Linked DNA regions of Homo sapiens: region 1 is linked to region 2. Evidence: read pairs that join two places in POLR2A ChIA-PET (ENCODE). Cell type or tissue: PC-9. All regions are shown on one strand. Links, peaks and the distances in the headings refer to the core of each region. The heading gives the core; the rest is flanking DNA. Region 1 has its middle 18 kb from the start of DEK. Region 2 has its middle 39 kb from the start of RNF144B.

Region 1 (7,160 bases), core at 3,033-5,532, 64 kb before region 2:
TGACCTCAAGTGATCCACCCGCTTCGGCCTCCCAAAGTTCTGGGATTACAGGAGTGAGCCATAGCGCCTTGTCCGAGACAGCAATTTTGGAAAGGGAGAGTTAACATTCATTTGAAACTCTGATATAACATTGGGGGAAATGCATACTTCTAGGAGACCTGGTTAAACAGCTTTTAAATATCAATTTTTAAAATATAAGAATTCCTTCACAAGTACCCTGACAATTAGAAGGGGCTGAGGCCCATTCTCCAGAGAATCAGAAAATCTTCCTTCACTGCTCCCTTGACTTTTTGTCGATGATGGAATGCAGCCCATTGACATTTTTACATTTTTCTTACTTTAAGGCTAAAGACTCAAATGGACTATTATCTCTAGGAACTAGAAGGAACAGTGATCATATTAATTAATTTAGATCCTGTTTTCACTCCTAATTATTTGAACCAAGTTCTTCTATCCTGAATTGATTAAGAGAGTCTGTAAATTATATCATATTTACAGAAATACTAAATGTTTCTCCATCTTGAACTTTGTCATCGATGCATGTCTGCTACTTTTCATATATTCATATATGTACCTGAACCATTATAAGTACTTATCCAACTATCAGAAGGTAACTACCAGGGAAAATAAAGATTTTTATTTTCTGTCTTTTGAAAAATTGAGGTGAAGGACCAATTTTTTAAAGTACCCTTAAGTAGTTATAACATTAAAGCTTACATTTCTTTTTATGAAACCAGATGCCTGTTATGAAATAGGGATGATATTCCATACCCGCTTTCAAGGATATTAAGGACAAGCAGGAGGCTGTCTGTAAAGCATTTTGAACTTTTAAGAAAAGAATCACTGTCTAGAGATTGAGCCAATGTGATTGTTTTCCTGGCAAACTTTTTCTCCTTTCTAAAATTAACTTTCCCCCAGGAAAAATAGTGCAGATGCGCATGATTCGGTCAACCAAGTCCAGAAAATACTGTCTGAATTTTAAAAGTGACCTTAATTCATCCCTATAGATCTAATGTTTGCAACCTATGCCACAAAATATGCAGAAATATTCATTGCTTGCTGACCTTTGCAAAGTGTTAGCTTAGTAAGGGTAGTCATGGACAGAGCACAATATAAAATTTATTGGTTTAGGCAAAACTATTAACATTATTTTCCTAAGGTTTTTGTGGACGTGTGTACACTGGTTCTGGGACTTCTATAAATATGTATATGTTGCATATGTTTTTAATAGGAACAAAAACCCACAATAATTTTTTATTTGTGGCAGAACACTGTAAGCATTAGGTTTTGATTACTTTTTGATGGAAATTTTAAAATGACAGAACTGAGAGCTTCAAGGAAATAATTTCATAAAGATCTATTTGGAACGAGAAGACCTTTTTTTAAAAAAAGATGTTTGAAGCCCAAAGTCTGTATGCTTAGCCTCCATAGAACGGTCCTTTGTGAGTGAGTAAGGGTGGTAGATCCAGTTTTGGCAACCTCAGACGATGGATGATTAGACTCTGCCACTCTTCTCCAGACCTTTAATTTGGTCTGTAACTTGATGCTTCACTGACCCTACGCTATCCCTGCCACGCTAACTCACAGAGGAATTGTTGGCACTCTGAATTGAATTTTTTTCCCCTCCCATCAGTTAGAACATGTTTGCATAGGTTGCAGAATGCAGTTACATTTTTAGCTCAGTATTCTAAGAAATAACTTTGGCCACGGAGAGCATAGCCTTAGTGCAGCCTACACTACAAATTGCCTTATTTCATTGAGCTATGATAACTTACCAATGATTCAGCTATGTAGAAGTAATAGCGTTATAGAGTATTAAAATTAGAAGGCACTTTAAAAGTCATCTAGATTTTAATCATTTCTTTCTACAGATGAATACCGAAGTGCTCATAAGTATAATCCAAACTGAGAATAGACATTGAATTTTATATTCTTTCCAATTCTTGTAGTAATGAGAATTTTGTTCATTTGAAATGAATTTATATATGAATTTAATAATGTAGCAGTGACAGCAAAGTGGTTGCAAATCTCAGCTAGATATTCAACAAAACTCAGAGTGTGGCATTAGGCTGGGAGCAGTGGCTCACAACTGTAATCCCAGCACTTCGGGAGGCTGAGGCGGGAGAATTGCTTGAGCCTGGGAGTTGGAGACAGCTTGGGAAAGATGGCAAGACCTGTGTCTACAATTAATTTTTTTTAAAATAAAAATTTAAAAAAAGCATGGCATTAAAGGCAATGTAGGTCATTTACAAAGGCAGTGAACTACTCTATAGCAGCATCCTAGGTTTTTCATTATATTGAATGGAACTACTTCAACTGACTGACACAAGAAAAGAGTAGTACACTAAGAGAGCTGAGTGTAGAGAGAGGAAGGAGTAAGGTCATGGGTGTGTGAAGAGCATGACTTAATAAATCAGCCAATCATTCAGGAATGGTTAGCTTTCACACCCTATCCCGGAGATTTTCATATGAACTAATGGAAACTATCACTGGAGGTTCTAGCTCTCAAAATTCTATTTCCTTTTCTTTTTTTTTTTTTTTTTTTTTTCCTGAGACAGGGTCTCGCTCTGTCACCCAGGCTGGAGTGCAGTGACGCCATCTAGGTTCACTGCAGCCTTGACCTCCTGGGCTCAAGCAATCCTTCTACTTCAGCCTCCTGAGTAGCTGGTACCACAAGTGTGCACCACCATGCCTGGCTATTTTTTTTTTTTTTTTTTGTAGAGACTGAGTTTTGCCATTTTGGCCGGGAGCAAACATATTCAGCCAGCCAAGTCCACACTGGTCCAGGCTCCCAGGCTGGTCTCAAAGCCCTGAGCTCAAGCAATTCACCTGCCTTGGCCTCCCAAAGTGCTGGGATGATAGGTGTGAGCCACTGTGTCCAGCCTCAAAATCTTATTAATTAAAGCTTCTCCTGGCAGTAGTAGTACTAGTTTTTTGTTGTTGTTCTTCTTCTTCTTTTCTTCTTCTTTCTCCTTCTTCTTCGTTCTTCTTCTTCCTACTTTTCTTCATCTTCCTTGTCTTCGTCCTCTCCCTCCTCTTCCTCCTCCTCTTCCTCTTCTTCCTCTTCCTCCTTCCTCCTTTCTTCTTCTTCTTTCTTCTTCTTTTTATTTAAGAGACAGTGTCTTGCTCTGTTACCCAGACTGGAGTGCAGTGGCACAATCATAGTTCACTGCAGCCTCGAACTCCTGGGCTCAGGCATTCCTCCGGCCTTGGCCTCCTGAAGTGCTGGGATTACAGGCACAACCCACCACACCTGGCCTGGAAGTCCTACTTCTTGATGCTTTTGTCTTTCAAGATCATCTGTCTTGAAGATCTACTCTCACTAGTTGTAAAATAATTTGTCCTCATATATAGGCACTGAAAGGATTGAATTCAATCTTGAGAGAACATTTAGAGAGATATTCTTGCTAGTACCACAATTTACTACCATTTATTGAGGTACTTTACCTACATTAAGAAAATATCTTTACGGACCTAAGAAGTAGCCATTATTATTCCCTTTATACAGATCTGTGATTCAGAGAAGGGAGCATCTTGATCAAGGTTGCATACCCTTCTAACATTCCACATTGCTTCCCTAATAGATACAAGCTGTGGAGTGAGTCTATAGATGATTATATACTCATTTTAAGATATCTGGCCAGGCGTGGTGGCTCACGCCTATAATCCCAGCACTTTGGGAGGTCAAGGTGGGTGGATCACGAGATCTCCTGATCATCCTGGCTAACATGGTGAAACCCAGTCTCTACTAAAAATACAAAAATTAGTCGGGTGTGGTGGCACGTGCCTGTAGTCCCCGCTACTCAGGAGGCTGAGGCAGGAGAATCGCTTGAACCTGGGAGGCTGAGGTTGCCGCGAGCCAAGATCGTACCACTGCACTCCAGCCTGGGCAACAAAGCAAGACTCCTTCTAAAAAAAAAAAAAAAAAAAAAAGATATCTGAGCTATTTCCTAATTCTGAAAAGACTTTGCAACTAGGGCAGAGATCTTGGTCTGTTATGTTTGGTGATATATCCCAAATGCCTAGAAAAGCACTTGACACATTTAGGAAATACTTGTGGAATAGAAATGTTTAGTTTGGTGTGATCCTTCCAGATGTTTTACTATGAATTTACATGCATATACACAAGCCTAGAAAATAATAGCAAAAAGGTGTGTTTTTATATCTCATACATGAACTTCAAGATAATTCAGGTGTTACCTCAAAATTTCCCTCAATCACAGCACTTAGTGCACTGTATTGTCATTGTCTAATTATTTGTCAGTCTCCCTCATTAGACTGTGAGCTCCTTGAGAGTAGGAAGCATGGTTTTTTTTTTTTTTCATCTCTGTATCCCCAGGGATAGCACATAGTAGGACATAATAAATGTTGAATGGTTAAAAAATAAAAAATGTGTTCCAAAGCAGAATGAATCCTTAATAATCAAGATGTCTTTAAACATACATTTAAAAAAATAATTTCATAAACTTTTGGTGATTTACAAGACATCTATAATATGATAAATTTGCACACTCTCCATTGCATTTTTTTTTTTTTTTTTTAAACAGAGTCTTGCTCTGTCACCCAGCTGTAGTGCAGTGGTGTGATCTCAGCTCACAGCAACCTCTACCTCCCAGGTTCAAGCCATTCTCCTGCCTCAGCCTCTGGAGTAGTTGGGACTACAGGCTCATACCACCACACCCGGCTAATTTTTGTATTTTTAGTAGAGATGGGGTTTTGCCATATTGGCCAGGGTGGTCTCAAACTCCTGACCTCAAGTGATCCGCCCACCTTGGCCTCCCAAAGTGCTGGAATTATAGACATGAGCCACTGCACTTTGCAGGTGATTCTTTACTGCACGATAACTTTTTATTCGAGGCTTTTTAGGAGTTCTGTCTTTTAGTGTCATCATCCTGCCAGAGCAGTTATAAATTAAAATGTGTACTACTTTATTAGAATTTACTTTATGTAAATTAAAATGTATACTACTTTATTAGAATTTACTTTATGTCTCCTTTATGTTATAATCAGGAGGTTGAATTGTTTTGTTTTTAAAGTATGTATGTATTTGGCTATATTTTCTATTTCACTTCAAGATATAAAAGGGGTAGCTCACAAAATATTTGTTTTAAAAATGAACATTAGTCTGGTAGGGTTCAAGAGTCATTGTTCTATACAAAATATTTATTAATCTGAGACAAATCTAACAATTTAGCAGTAGTACAAATTTTACCTTCAGTTCCATGAATTTTTATATATATATATATATATATATATATATATATATTTTTTTTTTTTTTTTTTTTTTTTTTTTTTTAGATGGAGTTTCATTCTTATTGCCCAGGCTGGAGTGCAATGGTACAGTCTCGGCTCACTGCAACCTCTGCCTCCCAGGTTCAAGCGATTCTCCTGCCTCAGACTCCCAAGTAGCCAGGATTACAGGTGCCATGCCTGGCTAATTTTTTTGTGTTTTTAGTAGAGTCAGGGTTTTACCATGTTGTCCAGGCTGGTCTTGAACTCCTGACCTCAGGTGATCAGCCCGCCTTGGCCTCCCAGAGTGCTGGGATTACAGGCTTGGCCAGAATTTATACATTTTAATCTGCTTCTTTTGGCCTTTGTTATTTATTATGCTTTGTTATTTATTATGGCCTATGTTATTTCTTACATGAAGAGGTGAACAATTGCCTCATTACAATGGAATCTTAACACTTCTACCCTAGGAGAAAGCCTTGCATCTGGAGAGGGCTCTCTTTCTCTTTCACTACCATTCTTCCAATGCATTTGTTTCCATATCCCGAAAGGCAAAGGCTATTCTCTGAATTAGGAGGTTCATAGAAAACCTTTGTAAACACTTTGAAAGGCTCTACTTTGGGCCTAGTACAGAAAGCAACTGGCCCTCAGCCATTCTCTTGGCAGGGGTCAGCTTCCTGGTCTGCAGCTTGGGAACGTTGACAGAATGTGTGCCCCTTCCCACCTTTGTCCCCTTTTTTGGAGAGTGCGTAATTAATGCCTCATGAAATCTTGCTTTAAATTTTCAAGCTAGCCAGGTATGGTGGCTCACACCTGTAATCCCGCCACTTAGGGAGGCAGAGGCGGGAGGATCGCTTGAGGCATGGAGTTTGAGACCAGCCTGGGCAACATAGCAAGACCTTGCTTTTCACACACACACACACACACACATACACACACACACACACACACACACGGAAAAAAAGTCAAGCAACTGCTTTTAACAATACTTTCCCCCATAATATTTAATTAGTCATGATTTGTTTTCTTCTAAAGTCATACTCTCAGCCAGGCATAGTGGCTCATACCTGTAATCCCAGCACTTTGGGAGGCCAAGGTGGGTGGATCATGAGGTCAGGAGTTCAAGACCAGGCTGGCCAACATAGTGAAACCCTCCTCTATTAAAAATACAAAAATTAGCCAGGCATGGTGGCACACACCTGTAATCTCAGCTACTCGGGAGGCTGAGGCAGGAGAATCACTTCAACCTGGGAGGTGGAGGTTGCAGTGAGCTGAGATCGTGCCACTGCCCTCCAGCCTGGGCGACAGTGTAAGACTCTGTCTCAGGAAAAAAAAAAAAAAGTCATATTCTCCATTAGCATACTTTATCATCATTTAAATATTTTCTGGGAAACCATGTGAGCAGAAAGAGGTAAGAGTATTTGGAGAGTATTACATTTAAAATTGTTTTTATATCAATTTAAATTTATAAATAGGCTTATGGGCCAGGCACAGTGTCTCACAGCTGTAATCTCAGTATTATGGGAGGCCGAGGTGGGAGGAGGATCCCTTGAGCTCAGGAGTTCGAGACTGGCTTGGGCAACATAGTGAGACCTTGTATCTACAAAATTTTTAAAAAATTGATGAGCGGGTGTGGTGACTTATGCCTGTAATTCCAGCACTTTGGGAGGCAGAGGTGGGCAGATCACTTGAGGCCAGGAGTTTGAGAACAGCCTGGCCAATAGAGTGAGACTCTATCTCTACTAAAAATACAAAAAAAAAAAAAAAAAAAATAAGCTGGGTGTGATGGCGCATGCCTGTACTCCCAGCTACTCAGGAGTCTGAGGCACGAGAATCACTTGAACCTGGGAGGCAGAAGTTGCAGTGAGCTGAGATCGCGCCACTGCACTCCACCTTGGGCAACAGACTCACTTGGGCAACATGTCTCAAAA
Region 2 (7,160 bases), core at 1,542-4,041:
TGAGCCCAGGAGGTCGAGGCTGCAGTGAACTTTGACTGCACCACCGCACTCCAGCCTGGGTGACAGAGCTAAAAACAAACAAACAAACAAAAACAACAAGGATTTTTTTTTTTTTTCATTTTAAAGACTACTTATTCAGAGCAGTTTTAGGTTCACAGCAAAATTGAGAGGAAAGCATATGGGATATTCCATATACTCCCTGTCCCCACACATTCATGGCCTCCCCTGTTCTCAGTATTACCCACTACCTCTGGTATGCTTAATAGTTTTTAATTGAAGTACATGATTTATTCACACTTCGTTAGTTTTTTTTAAGATTAAGAACATTTATTGCATTTATTTTCTTTTTTTTTTAAATTTTTTTAGTATTTATTGATCATTCTTGGGTGTTTCTCGGAGAGGGGGATTTGGCATTAGTTTTTACCTGATATCATTTTTCTGTTCTAGGATCCCATCCAGGATACCATACTCTATTTAGTCATCATCCTTCCTTAGGCTGATCTTGGCTAAGTTTTTCAGACTTTTCTTGTCTTTGATGACGTTTTAATTTTGGGGAGTACTTTCAGAGTATTTTTAGACTGCCCTTCCATTGGGATTTGGAATTTGTTGGATGTTTTTCTCATGATTAGATTGGGGTGCTAGGATTTTAGAAGGAATACTGCAGCAGAGTGTCTTTCTCCTCACATCATATCAGGGGTACCGACTACCTCTTTAAAGACAATATCTTCAAATACAGTCACATTTTGAGGTGCTAGGGGTTAGGACTTTAACATGTGAATTTTGGGGGAACACCATCAGGTCCATAACACTCCTCAAAGGAGTCTCGGATAGATACACATTTTTGCAAAACATTAACAAGAAAGGGCAATCATTAGTTATGTTTGTTTTTTTTTTTTTTTTTTTTTGAGACAGGGTCTTGCTTTGTCACTGAGGCTGGGATGCAGCCTCAAACTTCTGGGCTCAAGTGATCCTTCCCCTGCTAGCCTCCCAAGTAGCTAGGACTACAGGAGTACATCACCATGCCTGGCTAATTTTGGTTTTTGTTTTTGTGTGGAGACGGGGTCTCACTATGTTGCACAGGCTGGTATTGAACCCTTGGGCCCAAGTGGTCTTCCTGCCTCAGCCTCCTAAAGCACTAGGACTACAGGTGTGAGCCACTGTGCCTGGCCTGGTTATGTTCTTTGGTTTGCCTTACTGACACTACCATTATTGCCATGAGGCAGAAGTCTGACCCCTCTAGGACAGTCTAAGACACAGGCATCTGGGGATGGGGACTTGGAAAGCAGCCACTTTGCAATGGGAATGCTATGACTGAGGATTCTCGGCTATGGGCAGCATAAGACCACTGGGTACCCAGTGGGTATGAAGGAAGTGAGAAGAGTTTCAGGGCAAGCTGTATAAGAGGTTATGTGACATTAAATAGGAAGTTTGTAGTAACCTACTTTTTATGCAACATGGCTCTGCCTGTTATTGAAAAGCATCTTACTTTAGCTGCTTGACCACTGAGAATCTATAAGAATGACCTCAGGGTCAAATATATGTAAGAAAATTGGGTGATTCATATTGCAACAGTGACTACTTCTTTGCGTACCTGCCCCTCAGTATGAGGTAGAAGAATCTCCGTCCCTGTTTTTAGCTTAGGATTATTTAAGAGACCTCCTGGCTTGATGCATACCTGGCCAGAAAGGGAATGAATGACTGTTGTGCACTGAATGCATATCCCTGCATCATAAGTCCAGTTTCTGAAGCTAAGTTTGTTATGACCTCTTGGACAACAGATCCCACCAGTAAATGTGGTTAAATGTCTTTAGCTTATTCAGCCATGGCAGAAGGTAATGGTGTCGAGTTTTTTGTGTTTAATGTCATACACTCATCATCTAAGGCCGGTAACAACTTGGGACAACATAAAAAAATGAGGTTGATTCAAGTCACAGAGAGAAAGTTTAAATGGAGAGAGCCTGAACTATGTTGCTGATTTCTTTTCTTTTCTTTCTCTCTGATGGAGTCTCACTCTGACTCCCAGGCTGGAGTGCAGTGGCACGATCTCGGCTCACTGCAAGCTCCGCCTCCTGGGTTCAAGCGATTCTTCTACCTCAGCCTCCTGAGTAGCTGGGATTACAGGTGCCTGCCACCACACCCAGCTAATTTTTGTATTTTTAGTAGAGACGGTGTTTTGCTGTGTTGGCCAGGCTGGTCTCAAACTCCTGATCTCAGGTGATCTGCCCGCCTCAGCTTCCCAAAGTGCTGGGATTACAGGGGTGAGCCACCGTGCCCAGCTGCTGATTTCTTAATCTGTGGCAAGGACTACTAGTTGCCTTTCCAAATTCCATTTTCAACTTTTCCTTTAGCAACAGAACATTAGCTTAGTTAAAGGCTATACTCAGCCTCCTTTGCGGTCAAGCTGATGTAAGTCAAAGTGTTGTGGGAAGCTCCAGAAAGGCTATTGAACTTGGCCCTTTAAGAAAGGGTAGACATTTTGTTTCTTTCTCCTTTCCTCTTTCTGCTGGTCTCAGATGTAATGGCTGGGATTCTAGCAGGCATCTTGGACCGTGAAGTGATATTGAAAATAGAAGCCTGACGTGAGATCACAGAGCAGGAAGACAGAATAAGCTCAAATCCTGAGTGACTCAAGCAACTGCAAGGCATGCATGATTGTGTGCAGACTTGAAAAGTTTATTTATTTAAAAGCTTTATTTATTTATTTTTTGATACAAGGTCTACTCTATTGCCTGGGCTGCTGAAGTGTAGTGGTGCAATAATAGCTCACTGCAGCCTTGAACTCCTGGGCTCAACCGATCCTCCTACCTCAGCCTCCCTAGTAGCTAGTACTACAGGCACACAACACCATGCCCAGCTAATTTTTGTATTTTTTTGTGTAGAGATGGGGTGTTGCTATGTGGCTCAGGATGGTCTCAAATTCCTGAGCTCAAGTGACTCTCCTGCCTTGGCTTGTTAAAGGGTTGGAGTTACAAGCATGAGTCACTGGGCCTCGCCAAAATTTTTTTAATATGAAAGAGAAACCCCTCCTATCTTAAGACACTGTTCTTTTTTTTTTTTTCTTCTGAGATGGAGTCCTCTCTGTCACCCAGGGTGGAGTGCAGTGGCACGATCTTGGCTCACTGCAAGCTCCACCTTCTGGGTTCACGCCATTCTCCTGCCTCAGCCTCCCGAATAGCTGGGACTACAGGCGCCCACCACCACGCCCGGCTAATTTTTTGTATTTTTAGTAGAGATGGGGTTTCACCATGTTAGCCAGGATGGTCTGGATCTCCTGACCTCGTGATCCGCCGGCCTCAGCCTCCCAAAGTGCTGGGATTACAGGCGTGAGCCACAGCGCCCGGCCTGAAGTAATTTTTGAGATTGGAATGATAATGTGGATATCAGCAGATTCTGAGACTCAGAAAGCATCCAGATAATGACACTGTCCCTGAAGGCTGCACTCTCTGGCTTTACTTCTGAGGAAATAAGTGGAACTCCAGCCTTCCACACTTCCCTCCCTCCACCAAATTGAAAGGTACTTCTCAAAGTAATCAGCGGAAATTACAATGAGCTTAGCAGCAGAGAGCTGGAGGCTAAATAAATGTGCCTTTAAATTTGACCTGTAGGTGAGCTGGATTGAGGCAGAACAAGGGTGGCTTTTAGATTTTTATTTTCCCTGAGCACATTTAATGCACGGGTAGCTGGGGAGAATCAGTGGGGGATAAAAACCCAACCTGATTTCCCAGGCTATCAATTCTGTCTACTTGACAGTGATTTCTCCCTTCCCTAGAGTGTTTTATAGGTTCTGTTAGTTGCAACCCTTTTTTCAAAGTCTTAGAATACTAACCTTTAATTTTATTTTAGAATGCATACTATAAAGATTGTGATTTATGGATCAATGTCTCATATTCATGAATAGCACTAGCTCATGGTATTAATGGGGAAAGGCAGATGAAATGGAAAGGAGCCGGAGGGTAGGCTGTGGTGGGGCACACTGTGAGGGGCAGAACTTGGGAAGCGGCCCAGGCGCTGAAGTCTTACCATGTGCTCCAGCAGTATGGACATTCACCCTTCGCTTCAGTGTCTTTGATATGTTGGCATGATTTCCTATTAAGAAGACCCAAATCATTTCAAATGACTGGTGATGTGTGTGAGAGTTTGCAGAACTGTATGTGTCTATGGCTGTGGAGAAAGAATGGGGGGGAACTCACTTCATTAATATTTTACAGTAACAACTACTTCTGAAAGGTTTTAAATGTAACTCGTGAAAAGCACCAACTTTCGTACATAACATTTTCTCCTTTCGAGATTGCTAATTTGTGGTGCAGTTTGCTATAAGATCATCTTGTTTTGCACTCTATCAATTTAATTCTGTTCTTTTATTTAAATTGCTCTGGTTCCTCCCTGTCCTTCAACAATCATTATTATTAGTAGCCTAACCACAGGTATATATCTAATGTTGTCTACTCTAATTAAAATACACAATTGTTTTCATGTTTGAGTGTTCATGCATCTCATATAATTTATTCCTTTGGAGTCTATCCAGTTTGCAAAACAGACAAAATTTTGAATGATTAAGGGCTGAATAAAATATTTTCTTGCCATTGCAAATTCAATTATGTTTTGTACTTTGCACTGGATAACAACTTAAGTTTCCTAAAAAGGCAAAAAATTTCAACACATCAATAAGCTGGACATGTACTGCATGACATTCCAGGTTCTTAGAAAATGAGATTGGAAATAGAACAAATGAATTGTGTCATTAGCACTGCCTCTTACTGGTTCCATGAAAGGAATAAAAAGGATTACTGCTTTACTCAGTAAGGGGAAAACTCTAAGACTTAGAACTTAAGGTGGACACAGCCTCTCTTAATTTCAAAGGAGCTACATTTTGAGCCAGATTTAGTGTGACCAGTTGTTCCAGTTTGCCTGGGATTGGGGGTGGGGGGTGGTTTTCTGAGACATAAGGCTTGGTCTTTCTGGCCACCAGCCCCCATCCTGAAGCTACCTAGGAGCTTATATGCTCCTGTAACTATTCAAAAAATTCCAAAAGTGTTTGGAGTTCTGTGCCAGGACCTGGGGACATAGACCAAATATGTTCCTCATTACACCACAGCTCCAGATTAGACTCATTCTCAGCAGCTCCCATGATAAGTATGACAACAGTATTTACAAATATCCCAGGGTTTTTCATCACTCTCCTAATGAAAACACTTAGAGAAAGTGAAAACAGGAGTGTGTGCCCCACTACAAAGTCTCACCTGTGAGTCTTTTACCTCAGGAATATTGTTCCTTAGGTTAAGTCATGAGAATTGTACTCTTGGACTCACGGTCCAATCCGTTCCCTCTTTTTCAATGTCCTCGTACTGTAATTTATCCCAGCTCTCTCAAGTATCTTCTCTCTCTCTCTGCCTTTTATTTTGCTCTTAAATATTCATTAAAAAGAGTATTCATTTATTTCCACGTCCCTCTCTAGGTTCCCATTGATTTCTTCATCTTTAGAATCAAATTTCTTGACCATGTTGCCTACTAGTCATCTTCATTTTCTTATCTCCAGATCACTTTTCAGCACTTTCCAAGCTGGTGTTCATCTCTTCCACTTCTTGAAACTTCTCTTGTCAGTGTTGACCTCTAACATTCCTAATCCAATGGACCCTTTTGGTCTGTTCTTTCTTGAACTTTCACCACTGTTCCACTCTGTGGTCCTCTTTTTTCCTCTTGGAGCTTTCTCTTCACTTGGCTTTCATGTATGACACCCACTTGCTCACTTGCTTTTCCTCTTACTGCTCTGGCCATTCCTTTAAAAAATGCTTTTTTGGGGCTGGGCACGGTGGCTCATGCCTGTAATCCTAGCACTTCGGGAGGCCAAGGCGGGTGGACTGCTTGAAACCAGCCTGGCCAGCATAGGGAGGCCCTGTCTCTACAAAACAAATTAGCCAGTGTGGTGGCATGTGCCTGTAGTCCCACCTACTCTGAGGGCTGAGGTGGGAGGATTGCTTAAGCCTGGGAAGTGGAGGCTGGCAGTGAGCCATTTTCATGCCATTGCATTCCAGCCTGGGCGACAGAGCAAAACCCCATCTCAAAAAACCAGAAATTCTTTTCTATTTCTTTCTTCTTTTTTCATTATTGTTCCTAAGAGGATAGGTTCTAAGCTTTCTTCACCTCAAACTTGTATTACTCTCATAGATTAAATCACATTTATGGCTTCAATAACCATAAATAAGCAGACTACTTCTAAATCAGTATTTTTACAGACTTGGTGTCAAAAAGCCTACTAGACATTTACACTATACATTTTATCTAAAATTCAACATGCTTAAGTCTGGATTTGGGTTTTTCCCTCCAAAACCACCCAATTGCTTTGATCAGAAACAAGGAAGTAACTGTTGAGTTCCCCCACATCTTCAACATTCTACAGATTCCCCACGAATCATTGAAAAGGGAAGCATCCTGCGTATTGCTTAAGAGAGCAGTTTTCTCATAAGTAATGTGTGAAGCTGTTCACTTCTCTCCAAACTCATTGCTACCATCTGCTCATCTCTCACCTGTACTGTAACAGGCTCTCACCTGGAAGCACTTGCATTAAATTTTGCTTCCGTTCAACCAGTTTCTTCACTGCAGCCAGGATGATGATTTAAAAAAAAAAATACAGATCTGGTAATGTCAGGTTGCCTAAAAAAGCTGCTCATGGTCCCTTGGTTCAACTCTCAAATTTACAAATTCCTTCTTTATTATCTGGCCAATCCCTTCACCCTAGTCTCAAAACACTCTTCCTCAACCTTTCTACAATCTAGCCCTATTGAATTTTTTAAACTCTTCAAACGCACCTGCCCAATGCCCTTTAAATATGCAGTTATCTCTGTGTTGAAACTCTTTATTTTTTGATACCTGGTCATCCAGGTGTCAGCTTAAATGTCAGTTTGCGGGCCAGTGGTTGTCAATTCTTGGCTCCAAATTAGAATTAGCTGGGAAAGTTTTTTGTTTTTTTTTTTTAAATCAATGATCCAATTTAATTGCTCTCCGATAGGGTGTGAATCAGAGTCACCTAGAGGGCTTGTTAATCCCTGTCACCTGGTAATAATGGTACTGCTATCTGGGAACCACGCTCTGAAACCAGTGCTCTAGATTAGACTAAGTTTGAGCTCCAGCAAAGTGCTTTCACAGCACATGTGCAGCCTTTA

Evidence for each region. ChIA-PET counts read pairs that join two places held together with the same protein. Peaks named below come from ENCODE experiments on the same cell type or tissue, not always from the same donor. Only the 100,000 strongest peaks of a DNase experiment are listed, where the experiment ranks them.
Region 1: POLR2A ChIA-PET joins it to region 2 with 7 read pairs; 3 of 35 experiments call an interaction of 5 or more read pairs at or near these places.

What each region holds. Positions count from the first base shown.
Region 1 is chr6:18,278,734-18,285,893 of GRCh38, forward strand. No RefSeq gene overlaps it. Among named protein-coding and RNA genes, the nearest start is that of DEK, 18 kb to the left of the region's middle. In PC-9, for the core only: no CTCF peak of the experiment used is centred there; no DNase peak of the experiment used is centred there.
Region 2 is chr6:18,344,521-18,351,680 of GRCh38, forward strand. No RefSeq gene overlaps it. Among named protein-coding and RNA genes, the nearest start is that of RNF144B, 39 kb to the right of the region's middle. In PC-9, for the core only: no CTCF peak of the experiment used is centred there; a DNase peak (open chromatin) is centred at 2,951.